2 separate regions of the Homo sapiens genome follow, and region 2 is linked to region 1. A link is a loop called in an ENCODE intact Hi-C map of the cell type or tissue named here. Cell type or tissue: chondrocyte. All regions are shown on one strand. Links, peaks and the distances in the headings refer to the core of each region. The heading gives the core; the rest is flanking DNA. Region 1 overlaps BCL2 (BCL2 apoptosis regulator). Region 2 overlaps BCL2 (BCL2 apoptosis regulator).

Region 1 (5,382 bases), core at 284-5,283:
CATGACCTAGCACCAGACCTTTCACTCAGTAACTCTGAGATCTTATCATATCAAGTTATCTCAGTCATGATGACGTAAATGGCAAAACTACTACCCTTATTTCTTGGGATAAGAATTTTTCGCTTTAAAGGAATACAATATACAAAATAGGTGACCATGAAATATGCTTGGTGGGTCAGCTAATTTCCATATGTGCTTTGTGATTGGTTTTTAAGTGAATTTATTGCTATAGAGTTCCAAAACAACCCTTTAACATTTATGTTTTCTGCACTTTGTCTCATTATTGAAAATAACAAGCGCTATGTAAAAGCGTAAAGAATATACTGAGGTTTACAGCAAGGATAACCACCAAAGACCGGGAGTTAGAAAGCTATGGCCTGTGGGCCAAATCTTGCTCACCACGTGCTTTTGTAAATAAAGTTTTATTGGAACATAGCTATGCCCATTTGCTATGTATTGTCTATGTCTGCTTTCACACTGCAACATCAGAGTTGAGTAATTATGATAGAGACCATATGGCTTAAGATATTTGCTATCTGGTTTTTCACTGGAAATGTTTTCCAACCCATGCTATAGATATTTTCATGGTATTTATTTACTGACTCGTTTGTTCATTCTTTCAGTGGACACCAACCCTGTTAATGACGCTGGGGAATGTAAAGATAAGTACATCAGTCTCTAATTTCCAAGAGCTTATAATGTAACAGAGACAAGTTATGTACTCAAATAACAGAGACAAGTCATGTATTCATCTTTACCTCTGACCAGGCAGAATGCAGCACGTACTACAGACAAGAAATAGCTAAATTGCTGTGGTAGTTTAGAGATGATGAGAGCCTCCGACAAAGGCAGGGAATTGGGAAATGCACAAAGATATTGCTTCCATAACTGTGGCACACAGTGATTTCCCAATAGGGAACTTCATGAGAAATCAGGCTAATTTCCTTCATGGAATTTTATAAATTGTAGTATCCAAAAGAGTGGAAGTGATTTAGAATATTACTTTGTGTCCAGATTCCTTTATCTAGAAGCATATTTCCCCTGTAACTATGGGGATGATCATATTTATAGAAAATTTTTGAACATTTGAAGGAAGGCTTCCTTTATCAGGGTGGGAAGACAGAAGGAATTCCTTTTCTTTTTTGCTGATTGTTCACTTCACAGTGTAATATTAAATGCTATGGGTCTTAAAGAAAGGCTTCTGTGGGGAAACCCTCAAATATCAAGTGGACTATAAAAACAAGATAGGCTGGGTGCAGTGGCTCACAGCGGTAATCCCAGCACTTTGGGAGGCCAAGGTGGATGGATCACTTGAGCCCAGGAGTTCAAGACCAGCCTGGGCAAGGTGGCAAGACCCCGTCTCTACCAAGAAATACAAAAATTAACCAAACGTGGTGGCACGTCTGTAGTCCCAGCTACTTGGGAGTCTGAGGTGGGAGGATTGCTTGAGCCCAGGAGGGAGAGATTGTAGTGAGCCAAGTTTATGCCACTGCACTCCAGCCTGGGAGACACAGCGAGACCCTGTCTTAAAACAAACAAACAAAAAATCAAGATAAAATTATAGAACCCTAACCATGGAATAGCAGGACTCAGTGACAATTACATCTCTCTCTTCTCCACAATGCATGCGAGTGTGAACTGAGATTTTGGTAAGTTCCCATTTCCCTTTGGCCTATTGAACCCCTTTAAGGGTTCAGCCCCCAACCCTGGGAAGATTCCATGCATGAAAACTACCCAAATCCTCCCAGTTGGGATTAATGTGACCTGATAAAGAGTTCTGATTTTTTTTTTTTTTTGAGACAGAGTCTCTCTCTGTCTCCCAGGCTGGAGTGCAGTGGCGCGATCTCAGCTCACTGCAACCTCCACCTCTCGGGTTCAAGCAATTCTCCTGCCTTAGCCTCCCAAGTAGCTGGGATTACAGGCATGCATTGCCATGCCCGGCTAATTTTTTATTTTTGTAGAGACGGGGTTTCACCATGTTGGCCAGGCTGGTCTCAAACTCCTGACCTCAGGTGATCCGCTCATCTTGGCCTCCCAAAGGGCTGTGATTACAGGTGTGAGTCACTGCGCCTGGCCTGATTTTTGTGTCACCAGAATTGCCTTGTCCATTATTTGTGTTTTCCAAATATCTATTGAATTAACTCGAATTGGATGCAGACAGACATTGTGCACTCAAAACCTAGGTGATTGATTTGGAAAAAGATTCAAGACTTTTAGGTTAGTCTAAGAGATGCTCAGGGGAGGCCCCTTCCATTTTGCTTCCAGCAGGGTGTCAAAGTTATTGGCTAAATTCCAGCCTCCCTTTCTTTATACTCATAACAATAAAGGTACCAGCATGAATGCAGCAGAGTTTTGTTTTAGAATATAATCCTGTGAAGTTTTACCAGCCGAAAGCATAATATTTGGATGGATAAAATGTGTGTTTGGTGAGAAAGCTACTGAAGGAACATAATATTGGACCCCCAATCAGGTAATTTAAATGTTATAGGAAGCACCAAGCCCACCTATTTCACAGGCCCCCGCCTCTCCCCTACCCGGAGTAGCAGGGCTCCCGCAGTTAGCCATCCCACAGCTCTCCAGGGGCTCTGCTCTCTCGTTACCAAGAAGCACATGCCAGCCCGTCTCCCAGCGTTTCCTGGTCCTTTCACAATAGACAGATGGGGATGCTCCAGGTAGAGACAAAAGAGAACACACAATCCATACGCTCATCTTGCTGGTACCCTTCCGCTCCCTGAGCCCAAAGAGGAGAACCCAGCCCTCTGCGTAGGAAGAACACATTTCAAGGCATTTACTGACAAGTAGGTATAGTTACTGCATACACATGTGGAGGCTGCATTATATCAAAACTGTAAATAAACATAGACTCTGCACACTCCTTCAGGCCCCACCATGTATTTATGAATGGGATTGCTTCATCATTTTCTTTTAATGTCAGTAGCAGGGAAGTCAGAAAGCATTACCTCTAAAACGGGGACAGAACATTGCAAATACATACATTTCCAACCAGCTGTGGCAATAACCAGCAAACAAAATTACTTCACCCCGTTGTTATGGGCCCCATGCCTATGGGATTTTTCCTGAGTTTCTGATTTATAACAATCACTTTTGAAGGCCTCAAAATGCTTAGGTGAGATTAAATTACTGATTATCCAAAAGTTCTGTTTTCGCTGGAGTCTTTCTGGACGGCTGCTGATTCGGTCCCATTTAAAGCATTCGGTGGCATGAACTCACTCGGTTTCTGCCCACATCACTGCATTCCTGGGATGCCGTTCACAGGCCTTAGCAAGATCATCTGACAGCCGCCTGTGAGGTCAACGAACTTTATACATAATTAAACACTCCCAGTTAGGAGAATTCATTTCTTTCTCCCTGAGAAGCAGAGAAAGAATACATGTTGTGTTGCCCTCCATTACGGAGTAAAAGTTGTGTGGAGTAATCAGGCTAGTTTCACATGATTTAATGTTGAACCGAATAAGAAAGTGATTGCATCCTCTACTGGGCCTCACAGAAAAGTCACCACCCACATTGTTTATTCAGACTGGGATCTTGGCCATTTGGGGTTTAAGCCAGAAGAAAGAGGAAAAAAAAAAAATCCAACCCTGGAATGAACGCTTTTGAAACTCTGTATTCTTGATGAAATGCGGCCAAGGGTTCTTTTAAAAAAAACTATTTAAAATCAATTACCAAGATCATATTTTCATTTACAATGGGTTGTTAGCAACAGCTAATTCTCTGTTTCCATCCAGATTTGGTGTTTAAGCTTCAATATGCTGGTATTGGAATCCTTGCCGTGTTTTGTCTGGGTATCAGATGCTACCACCAAACTATGTGTGGGGAGTTGGGCAACTCTGACCTTTGACCAGCTTTCCATAAAATAACAAGGAAAGGTGTGAGGAGGCTAGGGATTGGGTGAAAACTAGCCTGAGGGATGGCAGTAAGTGAGCTTCACCAGGGGGATGAACATATAAAGGAGGCACTGAGGATATTGCTAAGGGTAAGAGAAAGCAAAAGACAGAATCATATGCCTTGGGAGGAGGGTCAGGCCCGTTAAGGCACCTAGTCCGTCTGTCTCTAGCCAGGACTGCAAGAAATCATCTCAGACATGCGATCTTGTATCGCATTTTTAAAGATCTCAAGAGGAGATTCCGGAACCTCCCTTGGTCATCCGCCCTATTATTTAACAATTCCTACAGCCAGGAAATTCTTTCTTATTTCCAGCCTAAAATGTGCATGTGGTGCAGCTTCAGGGGAGGTGATTGATCGAGGCCACGCCCACCTCCCCCCCGCCTGTTTACTCCTTGGATGGGATGGTGCATATGTCTTGCTTCTTCCTTAAAATGGGCCTCTCTCGGCCTCCATACCACAGTCCCCGGGCTGGGAGAGGGGTCGTGGTATAGAGGTGGGGTGGGGGCCGACCAGCGGCGTTTATGGGGACCAGCCGCCACCAGGAACTGTTGCTAGGCATTTTATGTATTTCCCAGAGGCAAGAGAACATAGCTGTGATGTGGCCAGGAGTGCGCCTCAAAACCACGTGCAAATAATAAATGCGGAAGCTCCCGTTTCAGATTTTAAAAGAAAAGAAAAGAAAAAATCCTGAAAAACAGAATGAAGAGTCTAGAATTTCACTGGCCTCGAGATGGTAGTCTACTCCTCAATTTTAAACAAGAAGAGCCCAGAGCAGAAAAGGGACCTGTCCCGGACAAGATCTCAGAGCTAATGCCCCTAAACGCAGCGCAGTGCCCTGTTCTTAATTTAGATAGGGTGCTGGAAAGGCGAAATCATGCTGGAACGGAGGCCATCGATCTCACTTCCTCCGGCCCCTTCCTCCTCTTCGGCAGATGCGCAGTGAATGGTCAGGCCCTCCGTGAGTGAATTACAGATTCATTGAAGAGCCGTCAGATGACTGGAGCAGTCTGGTTTCTTCCCTTTTTATCGAGTTCTGTCATTGTGTTCCTCAAACTGTGGTTTGTTCCAGAAAGGAAGAGGTTGTCTTCTTCACCCGCCTGCCCTAAGTTGCGTCAAGTTCCAGTTCCCTGTATTAAGTAAATTACTAAATGAGTGGAATGAACATCATAATGTCAAGGGTAGGGCGTTGACATTATGGGACAATAGACCACGAGCCCACTCTGTCAGCTTTTTGTCCCGCACCTCTATTATCTGTCAAATGATCATATTAACACTCTCCTACCTACTTTAGGGGGCTCCTAAAAACAAATATTTATTGACAGGTTATGTATTAGTCTGTTTTCATACTGCTATGAAGAAATACCCGAGACTGGGTAATTTGTAAAGAAAAAGTTTTAATGGACTCACAGTTCCACATGGCTGGGGAGGCCTCACAATCTGTGGAAGGTGAAGGAGGAGCAAAGGCACGTCTTACAT
Region 2 (5,382 bases), core at 141-5,140, 90 kb after region 1:
GAGTAGTTGCATTTTTCTCTTGAATCCACCCCAGGGTTTTGATCATGCCAGTCATGTTACAGATGCCCAGTAATTTCTGCTGGGTTAGATGTTAGTCAGTTGCAGGGTAGATTGGTGTTAGGGGAGGTAGCCCGGCCATAGGCAAAAAAGTAGCTTAGGGTCACCGCAGTCAGTGTGGAGAAGGGAATTTTGGGGGGAAATCTGGACAGACGAATTTGACCAATCTATGAGGCTAATTATAGAAAAAAACACAAGAAGGGGGAAAATTTCTTTCAGTAATTAGAGAGATGACAGAGAAGCAGGGAATGCCCCTGATTGCATTATAGAAGAGGAGATCAAGATGACTTCAGAAGTCATTTGCTGAAGGTACAAAGAGAGCTCAAGGTGAAAGGAGTCCCATTTTCCTTCTTGGTGGAGGCGCAGCTTAGTAACCTTTGAGGAGTGTTGCCTGTCTTGCTAGGAAAAATATGACAGGAGTAGCCCAGTGGAGGTTGGAGACCTAATACCCCTTCTCACCCCCAAACCTGATAACTCATTCTTAAGCATCAAATCTTATGTTATAGTCCAATATTTCTGGACATTTTTCTGCCACAAGGTCTCCAGAATGTGTTAGCTTAGCTTCAGCCTTATAGGAATTCATATTTAAATCGACTTCTTTTTTCCTACCTGGAGACTGCTGGAATATCAGACTAAAACAGCTCACGGGAAGGCTGAGCAGAGTCTAATTCTAGAACTTGTGGCATGTTCATGGGACACGGAAAATACATAGAAGTGATGGTTTCACAGAGAAAGGGAAAAGTCACTCCAGAGAAAACTGGAGGGAGCCAAGAAAATGCGGAGAGAAAGTGGGGAATGGCAACCTCAGACGCAGAGGGAAAGAAAAACAAGAGAAGACGTACGTTAGCAATAAAAGAAAAAAAACCATCACAATGCCCGTTGGGCAGGAAAGTGATTTTTCTGCTTTTCTTTCAGCCCTCCTGGGCCCACAGTATTGAAGATAGGAGCAGAGTGCATTCACTGGTGTCCACTCTTCAGCTGGGTGTTGCTGAAGAAGAGAGAAACCTTAGCCATCTTGCCACCAGGTCACTCTCTTTCTTTCGTTTTCAGGCTGACCCAAGCAAAATAGGGGAAAATTGCATCTGGACAAAGGAAACTTCTCTTTCTGTACCTAAAAGCCTCATGTCAGGCTGGGCGCGGTGGCTCACGCCTGTAATCCCAGCACTATGGGAGGCTGAGTCAGGAGGATCACTTGAGGTCAGGAGTTTCAGGCCAGCCTGGCCAACATGGTGAAACCCCAATTCTACAAAAAAACTACAAAAATTAGCCAGGCATGGCGGTGGGTGCCTGTAATCCCAGCCATTCGGGAAGACTGAGGCAGGAGAATTGCTTGAACCTGGGAGGCAGAGGCTGCAGTGAGCCGAGATCGCACCACTGCACTCCAGCCTGGGTAACTGACAGAGGGAGACGCTGTCTCAAAATAAATAAATAAATAAATAAATAAATAAATAAATAAATAAATAAATGCCTCATGTCAGGAGAACCCTTTCTGTAGAGAGCCATATAATTAAGCACTGTGTTTGTTCCAAACAAAAACTAGAGAAAGGGTTAAAAATCAATATTATTAGTGACATCTCCTCTCTTCTTCACTGTTAATCATCTGCCGGTCACTGTCATAACAGTGTTATTTTTCAGGCCTGAAATGAAAATTGGCGATTACATCAAGCAAAGAGTTTGAAAGGAAGGCTGGGTTACTGCATGATTATTCGGACTCTCCCTGTAAATACGTGAATAGTTCCAGCTTCCCCTCACATGGGTTGAGGGTAACAGAATGACATCTCCCTGGGCTAGAAGAGAAACAGAGACAGAACAAGCGAAAGTCGTCTGGCACCAGCCAACAGTTGCAACTTATACATATAGCCCGGGACCGGTATGGGTCTGTGGCCTGTTAGGAACAGGGCCGCACAGCAGGAGGTGAGCAGCTGGCGAGCATCACTGCCTGAGCTCCGGCTCCTGTCAGATCAGTGGCGACATTAGGTTTTCCTAGGAGTGCAAACCCTATTGTGAACTGTGCCCACAAGGGATCTAGGTTGTGTGCTCCTTATGGGAACCGAATGCCTGATGATCTGTGTTGGAACAGTTTCATCCTGAAATGATCCCCCACCCCATTCGTGGAAAAATTGTCCTCCACAAAACACGTCCCTGGTGCCAAAAAGGTTGTGGACTGCTGACATAAATGAGCTTGATTCTTTTCTCATAATGTAAACGTTATCAAAGAGACAGAGGTGTCAGCATAAGCACGTCGCTGCTCCATGCACACTTATGACTTCGTGGCTCTGGGCAGGCCCGTTTAGCTGGGAGTCATAGCTACATTTAGGGAGGCCGCGTGATTGAGTGGAAAGGCAGGATATTTTATGTCAGAATTCTGGGTTTGAGTTCTGGTTTCATAATTGATTAACTAGGTGTCCTTGGAAAAGTTACGTATTCTTGGTCATCTCTAAAAGAGGGGTGACAGCAGTAATAACTTATCTGTGGCTTGTTGGGAGGACCACACTAGATGATCTATATGGAAGCACTTTCTCAACAACAGCGTGCCATGTGAATATTTGTTTTTGTTTGTAATAGATACCTCTATAATAAGGAGAATGAGAAGGTTATTATTTCATCCTGTTTGTTCACTGTTTTTATTTAACAACTTTTTTTTTTTTTCCTACTACATTCCAGGCAGCAGGCCAGAGGCCAGGGAAATTCGTTGCCACTTCACAGTATCTCATTGCATCATTGAGAGGTTTACTCCTGATCCAGCACCGAAAGACCATTTTTGGCCTTTAAAAATAAAGTTGAAAGTCCAAGAGCCAGAAAGATTAAGGATTAAGCTAATTTTTAAAATAACAAATGTTTTCTTATATTCTTTTCTCATTTATATGGTGCTGGTAATTTTTTAAATTAGATTTTCATCTGGGCATTTTATATTAAAAATGATACAGTTCCCTGTCCCTTGTAATTGCATTTCTTTTGATTTTCTTTTATTATGACTCGCATATCACTGACACTTTTTTCCTGGAATGTTAAAAGTATACATCATCTGGCTAAAAGGAAAAAATACTGACTTAATAAAAATGGAAAAGAGAGAGAGAGAGAAAATGGATATTCTTCTCTTTTGGTTCCAAACAAGGCAAAGTCCTCATTCCTCGTTCTTCATACATGCCAAGGTTGATGTCACGGATCCAAACCAGTTTTGAGTTATCTGAAATGGGGGGGAGCGGGGAAGCGCAGTTCAACAATCTTCTGAAGCTTGAAAAACAAATTTGTCACAGTCTGATAACCCAAAAATGACTGATGGATTTTCTCTGCATTTTCCAAGCAGGGAGGGGTCGGGCATGGAGAATGAAACATTCTGAGAAAAGACTTAAATGTGGAAACTTTTGGTTCAAGAGGGTATTCTAGGAGATACAAGAAATATCTCCTGGGGGCATCCAAAGGGAATAACACTGTAATCTTGAGTGATGTATGGTTCCATTGCCCGAGGAATAGGGATGAAAACCATAAACTCCTTTGGTTGGGGTATTAACTTATCATCAAAAGTTACCATAAATAATGGATATTGTTTATGGCTGAGAAGTAGGACACATCCAGAGAAGACATCCCTTAATTTTTCATAAAATCATCTCAGTGTTATTGGAATATGTTTTTCATGCCATTTGAGCTGTCGGAGTATCTCTTGGGTAGATTCTTAAGCAGAAATAGTTGGGACTTTACAAACCCTGCCTGGGATTCTAATGTCTGGTGCCATGAAGATTTTGGCTTGTGTTTCTTTTGATGTCTAGAATATCAAGAACATTCCTAGCTTCTATATTACGGCAGGTCACGTCCCGGCTTCTTCTAGTAAAATCCCCTCTAGGATTCAAGCCTCTATTTGCACCGGTAATAAATGTGATGGCACATTGCGACTTTGAATGCAAGCCAGCAGGGCTGCAGGCACCTGTTTCTCCCAGTGCCCCAACTGTATCAAACCCTTTTCATCCTCCCTGCTTTTGATGCACAAACATAAAACGGAGTCCCAGAATCTAAAAGTGATGTCACTTGAGTGTCACCAAGGACCTTTAGAGGACCATGGGGCATCTCTTCCTGTTACAAATGAGGCTCTCAAAGCCTGGAAAGGTGAATCCCTGGACCACAAGTGGAGGAACTGAGAAAGGGTGCGTCGACACTCAGACCCCACAGCTTGCCATTGTGTGGCTTGTGATAGAACCAAGACATCAGAACAGACCAGCTTATCCGGTTATAAATCTAGGATAACATGATGAGCTTCAGAGCCAGGGGTTGAGCTCTCCTGGGACTCCTCCCCTCCAAAGGATGTGTTCCATTGCCAAACATTAAAAGCTCCGAATTCTTGTTTTCTCGCCAAAAGGTATTGTAGACATGATGGCAGTGAAATTATTTTTTTCGCATTTAAAGTTACCCTTAATAAAATCACTTTCTTCAGGTGGTGTACCAAGTTAGTAAAACATACCTGTTTGAATCTATATTCCATCAACCATGAACTTATGCCTGGGGATCAAAAATTTCTTAAAACCCACCAGGCGTGATCCTAATACTTTTTTCACAGTTTCTCGGGGTGTTTCAGTAGGTTAGGATTACCTCCAAAGACATTTAAATGATGTTTCTGGTTCAAACGGAAATGAAAAGCACATAAAATTGTAAGACATAAGAATTCCAAGAATTTGGCAGAGGTGAAAACACACAAAGAAAAGATGAAATTTAGACGTTTTTATTCTGCTCCTTTATCCAACACAAATCCCTCTCCAGTTGTCCCATAACCACAATGCCAGCATTTAACTCCTCAAGGGTTAAAGGAGGCTTGTAGAGCGGGCCTCTGGCTGACTCCAGCGTGGATCGCAGGCCTGGCGTCCTGTCAGACTTCCACGGTCAAATGGTAACCACACTGCCTCTAGTTACCTCGCTCCATTTCTTGGGGGGCTCAGGGACAGCCGCCATTTCCCCATCAGTGTCCACGACCAGCGTCCTTCTGCCAGGAGGCGGGCTGGAAGGTCCCTCGCAGCTATGGCCAAGCCCTGGCTGCGGCTGCAGAAGTCTCACTTGTTTCACTCGGCCAACACTTAATTTCTTTATGTATCTGAGGGAGTGGGGAATTAGTGTCTTCCAGGAAATTCAGGCTCTGAGTTTTCTGTCCTAGACTACAACAGGCAAATGGAGAACGGGTTGTGGGGATCGGAGCTGAGGAATGAACTTCAGCTGATAAAATGCAAGACAAGGAGGGAACAGGAAAGCAAAGGACAAAGTGAAGGAGAAAAAAATAAAGGGAATTTTGGCAGGGAAAAGGGATTTGGGAGATAGGACGGGAGTCCTGTCTGGGTTATAGTG

What was found. Hi-C counts contacts between places; a loop is a spot of excess contacts. Peaks named below come from ENCODE experiments on the same cell type or tissue, not always from the same donor. Only the 100,000 strongest peaks of a DNase experiment are listed, where the experiment ranks them.
Region 2: a loop joins it to region 1, with 2.6 times the contacts of the local background. A loop is called at or near these places in 18 of 110 quality-filtered maps.

The regions. Positions count from the first base shown.
Region 1 is chr18:63,236,154-63,241,535 of GRCh38, reverse strand. The region is part of intron 2 of BCL2 (BCL2 apoptosis regulator); the gene reads left to right. Among named protein-coding and RNA genes, the nearest start is that of BCL2, 81 kb to the left of the region's middle. In chondrocyte, for the core only: no CTCF peak of the experiment used is centred there; a DNase peak (open chromatin) is centred at 2,585.
Region 2 is chr18:63,145,986-63,151,367 of GRCh38, reverse strand. All of the region lies in intron 2 of BCL2 (BCL2 apoptosis regulator), which reads left to right. Among named protein-coding and RNA genes, the nearest start is that of BCL2, 170 kb to the left of the region's middle. RefSeq lists enhancers at 165-334, 4,139-4,258, 4,492-4,992, 4,993-5,382. In chondrocyte, for the core only: no CTCF peak of the experiment used is centred there; no DNase peak of the experiment used is centred there.